Linked DNA regions of Homo sapiens: region 2 is linked to region 1. A link is an interaction called in ENCODE POLR2A ChIA-PET data of the cell type or tissue named here. Cell type or tissue: IMR-90. All regions are shown on one strand. Region 1 has its middle 79 kb from the start of EVL. Region 2 overlaps EML1 (EMAP like 1).

Evidence for each region. Peaks named below come from ENCODE experiments on the same cell type or tissue, not always from the same donor. Only the 100,000 strongest peaks of a DNase experiment are listed, where the experiment ranks them.
Region 2: POLR2A ChIA-PET joins it to region 1 with 8 read pairs; 4 of 35 experiments call an interaction of 5 or more read pairs at or near these places.

Annotation. Positions count from the first base shown.
Region 1 is chr14:99,984,131-99,989,130 of GRCh38, reverse strand. It overlaps a transcript of EVL not described here. Among named protein-coding and RNA genes, the nearest start is that of EVL, 79 kb to the left of the region's middle. In IMR-90, no CTCF peak of the experiment used is centred here; a DNase peak (open chromatin) is centred at 2,510; H3K27ac peaks cover 409 bases.
Region 2 is chr14:99,925,119-99,930,118 of GRCh38, reverse strand. The region is part of intron 17 of EML1 (EMAP like 1); the gene reads right to left. Among named protein-coding and RNA genes, the nearest start is that of EML1, 130 kb to the right of the region's middle. In IMR-90, no CTCF peak of the experiment used is centred here; no DNase peak of the experiment used is centred here.

The DNA.
Region 1 (5,000 bases):
AGTTCAGTTGTTGTTGTTTTAAAACAGATTTACTGAGGAACAGATTTTTTCTTTTTCATAAAATTCACCCATTTAAAGTATACAACAGTTTTTAGGATATTCACAGAATTGTACAACCATTACCATAATCCAATCTTGCGATACTGGGATTATCTGCAAGAGAAATCTTGTACTCATTAGCAGTTACTCCCCATTCTCAAACTGACCCTCAGCCCCACACCCTCCACCCACCCAAGCAATCACTAATCTACATTCTGTCTCTATAGATTTGCCTATTCTGGACATTTCATGTAAATGGAATCATACAATATGTGGTCTTTTGTGACTGCACCTGTCATTGAGTATAATATTTCTGATGTTCATCCATGTTATATCAGTATTTCATTAGTTTTTATTGCACTGTATGGATATACCACATTTTGTTTATCCATTCATCGATTCGTGAACATTTGGGTTGTTTCCACTTTGAGGCTATCATGAATAATGCTATGATCATTTGTGTATAAGTTCTGTGTAGACATATGTTCTAATTTCTCTTGGCTATCTGCCTACGAGTGGAACTGATAGGTCATAGGGTAACTCTATGTCTAACATTCTGAAAAACTGACAAACCGTTTTCCAAAGCAGCTGCACCATTTTACACTCCCCAGCAATGTACGAGGGCTCCAATATGTGAGGTTTATCCACATTCCCAATGTGTAAGGGTTATCCTCATCCTCACCAACATTTGTTATTATCTTTTTTATTCAAACCATCCTAGTGAGTATGAAATGGTATTTCATTGTGGTTTTGGTTTGCCTTTCCTCTTGTCTAATGATGCTAAGCACCTTTTCAAGTGCTTATTGGCCATTTGTTTATCTTCTTCAGAAAGGTATCTATTCAAATAATTTGCCCATTTTAAAATCAGGTTGTCTTGGCCAGGCACGGCGGCTCACACCTGTAATCCCAGCACTTTGGGAGGTCGAGGTGGGCAGATCACCTGAAGTCGGGAGTTTGGGACTAGCCTGACCAACATGGAGAAACCCCATCTCTACTAAAAAAATACAAAATTAGCAGGGTGTGGTGGTGCATGCCTGTAATCCCAGCAACTTGGGAGGCTGAGGCAGGAGAATCACTTGAACTCAGGGGGCAGAGATAGTGGTGAGCCAAGATCACGCCATTGCACTCCAGCCTGGGCAGCAAGAGTGAAACTCCGTCTCAAAAAAAAAAAAAAAAAAAAAAAAAATTGGGTTGTCTTTTCATTGTTGAGATGTCTTAGTCTATTCAAGCTGCTATAACAAAAATACCAGAAACTGGGTGGCTTATAAACAATATTTATTTCTCACAGTTCTAGAAGCTGAGAAGTCCAAGATGAAGGCACTGGCAAATTACCTATCTGATGAAGGCCTTTTCCTCATAGAGCCTTCTTGCTGCATCCTCACATGCTAGGAGGGGCAAACAAGCTCCCTCAAACCCCTTTTATTTATTTGTTTGTTTGTTTGTTTACTTGAGATAGAGTCTCGCTCCTGTCACACAGGTTGGAGTGCAGTGGTGCAATCTCGGCTCACTGCAACCTCCACCTCCCGGGTTCAAGTGATTCTCCTTCCTCAGTCTCCCAAGTAGCTGGGATTACAGGCGTGTGCCACCATGCCAGGCTAAGTTTTGTATTTTTAATAGAGACAGGGTTTTGCCATGTTGGCCAGGCTGGTCTCAAACTCCTGACCTCAGTTGATCCACCTGCCTTGGCCTCCCAAAGTGCTAGGATTACAGGCATGAGCCACCATGCCCGGCCTCTAACCTCTTTTATAAGGACACTAATCCCATATATGAGAGTTCAACCCTCATGACCTAATCATATTCCAAAGGCCCCACCTCTTAATAATATAATCTTGGCGGGGGGTAGTATTTCAACATATGAATTTTGGGAGCACACAAACTTTTAGACCATAGCAAAATATAAGAGTTCTTTATATATTCTAGATATAAATCTCTTATCAGATATATGATTTGCAAATATTTTCTCCCATTATCAGGATTGTCTTGTCACTTTATTGACGGTACCATTTTCAGCAGAAACATTTTTAATTTTGATAAAATCCAATTTATTTATTTATTGGTCATTTGTGCTTTTGGTGCTATTTCTAAGAAACCATTGTCTAACATAAGGTCACACAGATTTACTCTTGTATTTTCTCCCATAAGAGTTCTAAAGTTTTAGTCTTCCCACTGAAGTTTACAATCTACTTTAAGTTGAATTTTGTATATGGTGTGAGGTAGGGTCCAATTTCATTCTTTTGTATGTGGGTACTTTGTCCCAGTATTTGTTGAAAAGGCTATTTTCCCCCATTGAATTGTCTGGCACTCTTGTCAAAAAACAATTGCTCATAAATGTAGGGGTAGTAAGTCCAGTTGTAGACATGCTGAATTGCACGTACTTATGCTCTATCTCCTTGGAACTAGGCTACATGTGTAGAAAACCATGTCTTCAATTCATAGTCCAGAAATCTGCACAGTGAACTCAATAAATATTTGTGCAATTATTACCATATGTGCACTTCACAGTCATGCTGCCTCATCACCCATAGCCTTGGACACTCTGAAGCATATCACTCTGATCTTGTGAAGGCACCAGCTGGTTCCCTTCCTAGCGCTGCTCCTCTAATTGGGACACTATCTGATTCAGTCTGTTGCTTACTGTTTGATTTTTCCTTAATGATACAAATTGAGGAGAGCATTTTCCTTCTTCCCAGGAAAGAAAATGCTCATAAACGGGACCCTGAAGCTGTCCTCTTAGAAATCTCAGCTGGTAGAAAGAAGCAGTGCCAGTGGATACATTTGATTTTTTTTTTTTTTTTTTTTTTGAGACAGAGTCCACTCTGTCACCCAGGCTGGAGTACGGTGGTGCAATTTCAGCTCACCACAACCTCCACCTCCCAGGTTCAAGCGATTCTCATGCCTCACCCTCCCGAGTAGCTGGGACTACAGGCACATGCCACCACGTCTGGCTAATTTTTATATTTTTAGTAGGGACAGGGTTTAGCCATGTTGGTCAGGCTGGTCTTGAACTCCTGACTTCAGGTGATCCGCTCGCCTTGGCCTCCCAAAGTGCTGGGATTACAGGCATGAGCCATCGTGCCCAGCCAATACATTTGATTTTGATCTATCAGCAAAGAGGCTCCAAGGTTTAGTATGTTTCCATTTTGTATTCAGGGTTTCATTTGTGTGCTAGGTCGAACATCTTTCTGTATTCAAGCCGAAGTTAGAGATCTAAATTGCTAAAGGACTTCAGCAGGCCAGAGCTCAGTGAAAGGAAGGTCCACAGAAGGGCCACTAATTAGTAATGAATGGCTAAAAGACAAGGGACTTTTTTTTTTTTTTCTTTCTGAGATGGAGCTTCGCTCTTGTTGCCCAGGCCAGAGTGCAATGGCGCAATCTTGGCTCACCGCAACCTCCACCTCCTGGGTTCAAGCGATTCTTCTGCCTCAGCCTCCCAAGTAGCTGGGATTACAGGCATGCACCACCACACCCAGCTAATCTTGTATTTTAAGTAGAGACGGGGTTTCTCCATGTTGGTCATGCTGGTCACGAACTCCCGACCTCAGGTGATCCGCCCACCTGAGCCTCCCAAAGTGCTGAGATTACAGGCATGAGCCACCACGCCTGGCCAAGACCAAGGACTTTTAACCAAGAAAAGGCAAGACTTACTGAAGTCCATTGTCTTCAAGCATCTGAAAAGCCAACTGGAAGAAAGACCAGTTCAAGGAAGTACAAAGGTGAAGAACCAAAACAGAAGATAAGCCCAGTCAAAATCCTGCCAGTTCCCCTAGGCCCATCTCAAATGTAATAATAATAATAAATAAAAATTATGTCGTTCATACCTCTTTTCTGACACTGCCATCTCATATGCCCCATGCTATTCTTCTTGGCTATAAACTCCTTGAGGCTTATGTAGGTCTCCATAGCTCTCTATCCCTAGCCCCACTATCTTGCATATAGTAGGTACTCAATATATATATATCTGTCAAGCAAAAATGTAAGCAAATGTGATTAAAATTAAATGAGTTAAGTCTGAGAAACCATCAGCACCAAGAGGAGCCTAAAGAGATATAACAACTTAACGTTGTTATATACAAACTAAACTAAATGTCCTGAATGGGATCCTGGAACAGAAAAAGGATACCGGGTAAAAACAACAGAAACTTTAATAAATGCTGGACTTTAATTAATAATAATGTCAGCTGGGCACAGTGGCTTATGCCTGTAATACCAGCAATTTCAGAGGTCCAGGTGGGTGGATCACCTGAGGTCAGGAGTTCGAGACCAGCCTGGCCAACATGGTGCAACTCAGTCTCTACTAAAAATACAAAAAAATTAGCCGGGTGTGGTGACGCACACCTGTGATTCCAGCTACTCGGGAGGCTGAGACAGGAGAATCGCTTGAAACTGGGAGGTGGAGGTTGCAGTGAGCCGAGATCGCACCACTGCACTCCAGCCTGGGTGACCAGAGCAAAACTCTGTCTCAAATGATAATAATAACATATCAGTAATAATGTATCATACTAATATAAGATGTTAATTAACAGGAGAAACTATATGTGTGCAGGAGGTGTATAGGAACTCTCTGTACAACCTTCTCAATTTTTCTATAAATCTAAAACTGTTCTAAAATACAAAGTCTATTAATTTAAAAAAGAAAGAAAAGCATTCATTCATCCTTGGGGATGGGGCTGGGGTCTCCATTTTGGAAAGACACATACATACATACACATCCCTCCAGTGATTCCTACACATATTCAAGTTTGAGAAACATCTGGGATACTAAGGGTTACAGTGGATAACGTCCTTACAAAGAAATCACAGAAAAAAATACCCATCCACACATCACCAAACAAATCATGTCTTATGGCAGCAGTAAGGACACAACAGACTAAATCACTGACACCTCAGTAATGCATTAAGTCATTAAGCACATAATAAAATAGCTTTTGCTTGGATGCTAGCTTCTACGATTTGGGGGTGGC
Region 2 (5,000 bases), 59 kb after region 1:
GCTCCTCTCCACAACCCCAGTCTGTGGCAAAGGGTCAGTGTCCACCTGCCTCACTGAGTGTGAAGGTGGCATTTATCTTTGGGCAGGGGGCCTCTGGCTGGGGGCTCGTTGGTCCTTCCCACATCCTGGGAAGGCCCAGGAGGGCCAGCTCCACCTATAAAGCTCAAGAACCGCTACTAGCTTTTCCTCTGGCCATCAGCAGAACCCTCATAGCTTTCCTGAGACTGACGGAATGAGAAAAAGCCCTCATCATTTCATCATGGTTTCCCTTCTTAGCACATGGCAGCGCAGGGTGCTGCTACCTTGGAGATGGGCTACAGATCTCGGCCGGGATCTTGGCAGCAGGTTTCTGAAATTCCATGTCAATGACAATCTGTGTTTGGGCATCGAATGCTTTCTCTCTCTCTCTCTTTAGTCTTAGGTCTGTAAATACTTAAATCCAAAAATGAGATAGTAATCCACAACAGTATAGCCTATATGCTGGAAAAATCTTGTGTAACCAGAAAACTCATACTGCTGATCACATTTTGCTTTGTGTCTGTTGCACTGTAGTTAGTTATAGCTACATTCACGCATGCAACTAACCCGTCATAAACCCTATGCTAGGAGCTAGCTGGGCACACAGTGCTGAACAAAATAGGGTCCCTCCCATCATGGAACTGTGGGTCACTCCCCAGGGGTCTGAGTCCACCATCTGGGTGCTGTTCCAGGGGCCATCACTGCTGCTGTTACTGATGATGATATCACATCCCCTGTGACATCTGCACAATGCTCTGCAGAGAACTCATTCACACTTCTTTCAGTTGGGCCTCATGGTAACTCACTGTCTGCTCTGAAAAGGTCACCTGGCTAACTAAGGGAGAACACTAGATTCAAATGCGGTTGGCCCGGCCCTGGCTTAGGGCTTTCACTTTTGCCCCACACAGCTCCCAGGCAATGACTCTGAAGCTGAGAGGCAGAGTTCTAGTAGGAAGAGCTCTCTGCTCTCCAGGGAATGGTCATTAGTGTAACTGACAAGAAATAGAAACATGTTTCCCAATGGACCTGCTCAAGTTAGCAGGCGCTGACAGGTATCAGATGGCTTTCTAGGAAAGAGGCTGCAGATGAGGCCCTCGTGCCTTCAGCAGACGTTCAAAATAACTGAGAAAATGGTGAGAAACACAAGATAAGATGCAGAACACTGGCTAAATTAACAGAAAGAAATGTGATACTGAGGAGGTTATGAATGAAAGGCATTCCAAGTCAAGCTCCTTCTCAACATGGACAAAAGGCTGCCAAGGGGGCTGAGCAGTTGTCTGTTTAGGGTGAGAAGTTATGAACGTGGTTCAGAGACAACGAAAAAACATCCAAAAGAGATGCTCTATCAGATCTTCTAAAGCTCGAGGACACGTCCCACTGTGAGGCAGAGTTGACGCTGTCAATAAGGTTATAAAATAGAAGATCCCTACAGAGACCAGCAGCTCAGAGTCAGCCACGTATTTCCCAGAACCAAAACTCCAGTTTCCAAGAGTGTCAGCATAGCCAAATGGCCTGTGCATGAAAGAAACAGTATTTCCCACAACATAATCATATAATGAAAAGGCAAGACAATCCCCTACCCTGTGGCAACAAGCACTCCTAACACCCATATTGTGATCTCCTCCCTTCAGATGAAAAAGGAAGGAGGGCCTCCTGAGAGAAAGGGCTATAGGTAAGAAATGTATACAAGGATCCTGGAACAACTTGTTATGCCAGAGAACAAGTACTAAAGGCTCCTGAGGTCACGTCAAAAGGACCCAGGAGCCAACTAGAGTAACTTCCACCTAATATAACAGACAGGAACACAGCAAATAAACTTCAATCCATAATGGCACCAAAACTACACCACTACCCACCACCACCACCACCACCACCACCACCACCATCACCATCACCACCACCACCACCACCACCACCACCACCACCTCCACCACCACCACCATCACCACCACCACCACCACCACCACCACCACCACCTCCACCACCACCACCACCTCCACCACCACCACCATCACCATCACCACCACCACCACCACCACCACCACCACCATCACCATCACCACCACCACCACCACCACCACCACCACCACCACCTCCACCACCACCACCATCACCACCACCACCACCATCACCACCACCACCACCTCCACCACCACCACCATCACCACCATCACCACCACCACCAATACCACCACCACCACCACCACCACCACCACCACCACCGCCACCACTACTACCACTACCACCACCACCATCACCACCACCAATACCACCACCACCACCACCCCCCCACCCCCCCCACCACCAATACCACCACCACTACCACCACCACTACTATCACCACCACTGATCGGTGACTGTTAGAGGAGCAGAAAGCAAATGTATTATCTCAGAAACTGGAAAATAAAGTGAATGAAATCAAGCATTAATTCTGACTTTCCTATATGAACTCTACCACTGGGTACCAAAATTGTAGATGAAGGAAAGTTTTTCTTCATAGAAGTACTATATCTAATAAATGAAGAAGAAAAGCTAACATTGGAAATCAATAGTTGGCAACCTTTATGGATCTAGGCACTGGGTAACAACAGCTACTAATGTCACAAAAAGTGAGAAAAACCCATTATGTGCCTCCTAAAGGAAAAATACAGCAACACATATACAGCTTGAATATGACCAAGCCTCGATATCCAGCAATCACTTTATGGGAAATACAGGGGACAGAGGAACACGTGAAGACAACACCACAAAGATGCATTCAGCAAAATCCAGTGTGGAAAATGCTACAGGACAAACGAGCCAGTTTCATCAACAAATTTACTGTAATAGAGGGAGAGAGAGAACACCTATGGATTAACAGAAACTAGTAAGTCATATCAACCAATTACCATTGTGTGGGCTTTTTTTTGCTTCCTGGTTTAAACAAATTGTTAAAAAAAAGTAAATTGAAAACTGGAACATATAACTGGCCATCTGATGATATTAAGACATCAATGCTGATTTGGGTTGGGGAGGAGACAACGATACTGTGGTTATATTAAAAATAAGAGGGCAGGTCTGTGCTGTGGCTCACGCCTGTAATCCCAGCACTTTGGAAGGCCAAGGGCAGGGGTGAATTGCTTGAGCTCAGGAGTTCAAGACCAGCCTGGGCAACATGGCAAAACCTCATCTCTACTAAAAATACAAAAAATTAGCCAGGTATGGTGGTGCATGCCTGTAGTCCCAGCTACTCGGGAGGCTGAGGTGGGAGGATTGCTTGAGCTTGAGGGATAGAGGTTGCAGTGAGCTGAGATCACGCCACTGCACTCCAACCTGGGTGACAGAGTGAGGCTCTGTCTAAAAAAAAAAAAAGGCAGAGCTGGGTGCAGTGGCACACGCCTGTAGTCCCACCTATTCAAGGGGCTGAGGCTGTAGTGTACTGTGATCACACCTGTGAGTACCCACTGCACTCCAGCCTGCAACATAGCAAGACCTCATCTCTAACAATAAAAAACAGTCATTAAAAAAAATAAGAGCTGCCAGGGGCAGTGGCTTATGCCTATAATCGCAGCACTTTGGGAGGCCGAGGCGGGCAGATCACTTGAGGCTAGGAGCTTGAGACCAGCCTGGCCAATCTGGCAAAACCCTGTCTCTACTAAAAATACAAAAATTAGCCAGGTGTGGTGGCGTAAGCCTGTAGTTCCAGCTACTCAGGAGGCCGAGGCAGGAGAATTGCTTGAATCTGGGAGGCAGAGGTTACAGTGAGCTGAAATCATGCCACTGCACTCCAGCCTGAACAACAGTGCAAGACTCCATCTCAAAAAAAGAAAAAAAAAACCCCAAAAAACACAAAAAATAAGAGGGCAGTTCTTCTAGCTGTGGCCAAATGAGAAGGTTGGCCAATCCTCTCCCCATAAAGCAATTATGAAATTCTATAAAACTGACAAAAACAACCATTTCCAGACTCTGTAAATTGAACAAGACATGAAAATCTGAGAAGTGTTGTTTATTTGAAAATCTTCTCAACTTCAGGTAAAAACAGGGTGAATCCATCATGTTCTTCCCTGGGCTGCCCTCACTCCTTCGCAGCAGCTGGGCCAGCACAGCGGTCCTGGCAGGGAAGAACAGGCTCTGAGGACCACGCGGCTGTGGTAAAAGGGCTCACTCCATATGGAGCCCTGGGCAATAGTAGCACTGGGATGGAAGTGACCATCTCTAGGGCAGTTGGGTGGGGAGGGCCAAGGTTTCTACTGGCTTGAGGTTACGGTTATTGGATGGGTGAGCGCATTCCTGGCTGACGGGAGGCTGGTGCATGCACAGTGGAGGCAGGAAAGGATCCTGCCTATTCAGACACCCTTCCGGCCAATCTGAATCTGTACATGTGCATAGAGGAGATGTAAAAGGGTGAGTGGAAAGTAAAAGCCAGGCCGACATGGAAACGGCCTGAACTTTGAACATGCCCTTCAACCTGCCCACAGAGCCACTGGCAGAGGACGGAGCCTTACTGGCTTAAGTTATTTGTGCATAACCTCTGCCCAATCATTCATTCAAACTACATGAAGCAAAAATAGAGTTGAAAAGAGAAATTTGGTGGCTCCTGCCTGTAATCCCACTTTGGGAGGCTGAGGCAGGAAGACTGCTTGAGCCCAGGAGTTTCAGTTTAGAGACATAGGAATACCCTGTCTCTAAAAAAAATTAGCTGGGTGTGGTGGTGCCTGCCTGCAGTCCCAGCTACTTGGAGGCTGAGGTGGCAGAATCACTTGAACCCAGGAGGTCAGGGCTGCAGTGTGCCGTGTTTGTGCTAGTGTACACCAGCCCAGGTGACAGAGCAAAAAAAAAAAAAAAAGAAAAAAGAAATCTGAATAGACTTGTAAGAAGTAAAGAAATTGAATTAGTAATTAAAAACCTTCCCACAAAGAAAGGCCCAGGTAGTTTCACCAAATTCACATACATTCTGTCAAATATTTAATATAACACCAACTTTTCACAAACTCTTTCAGAAA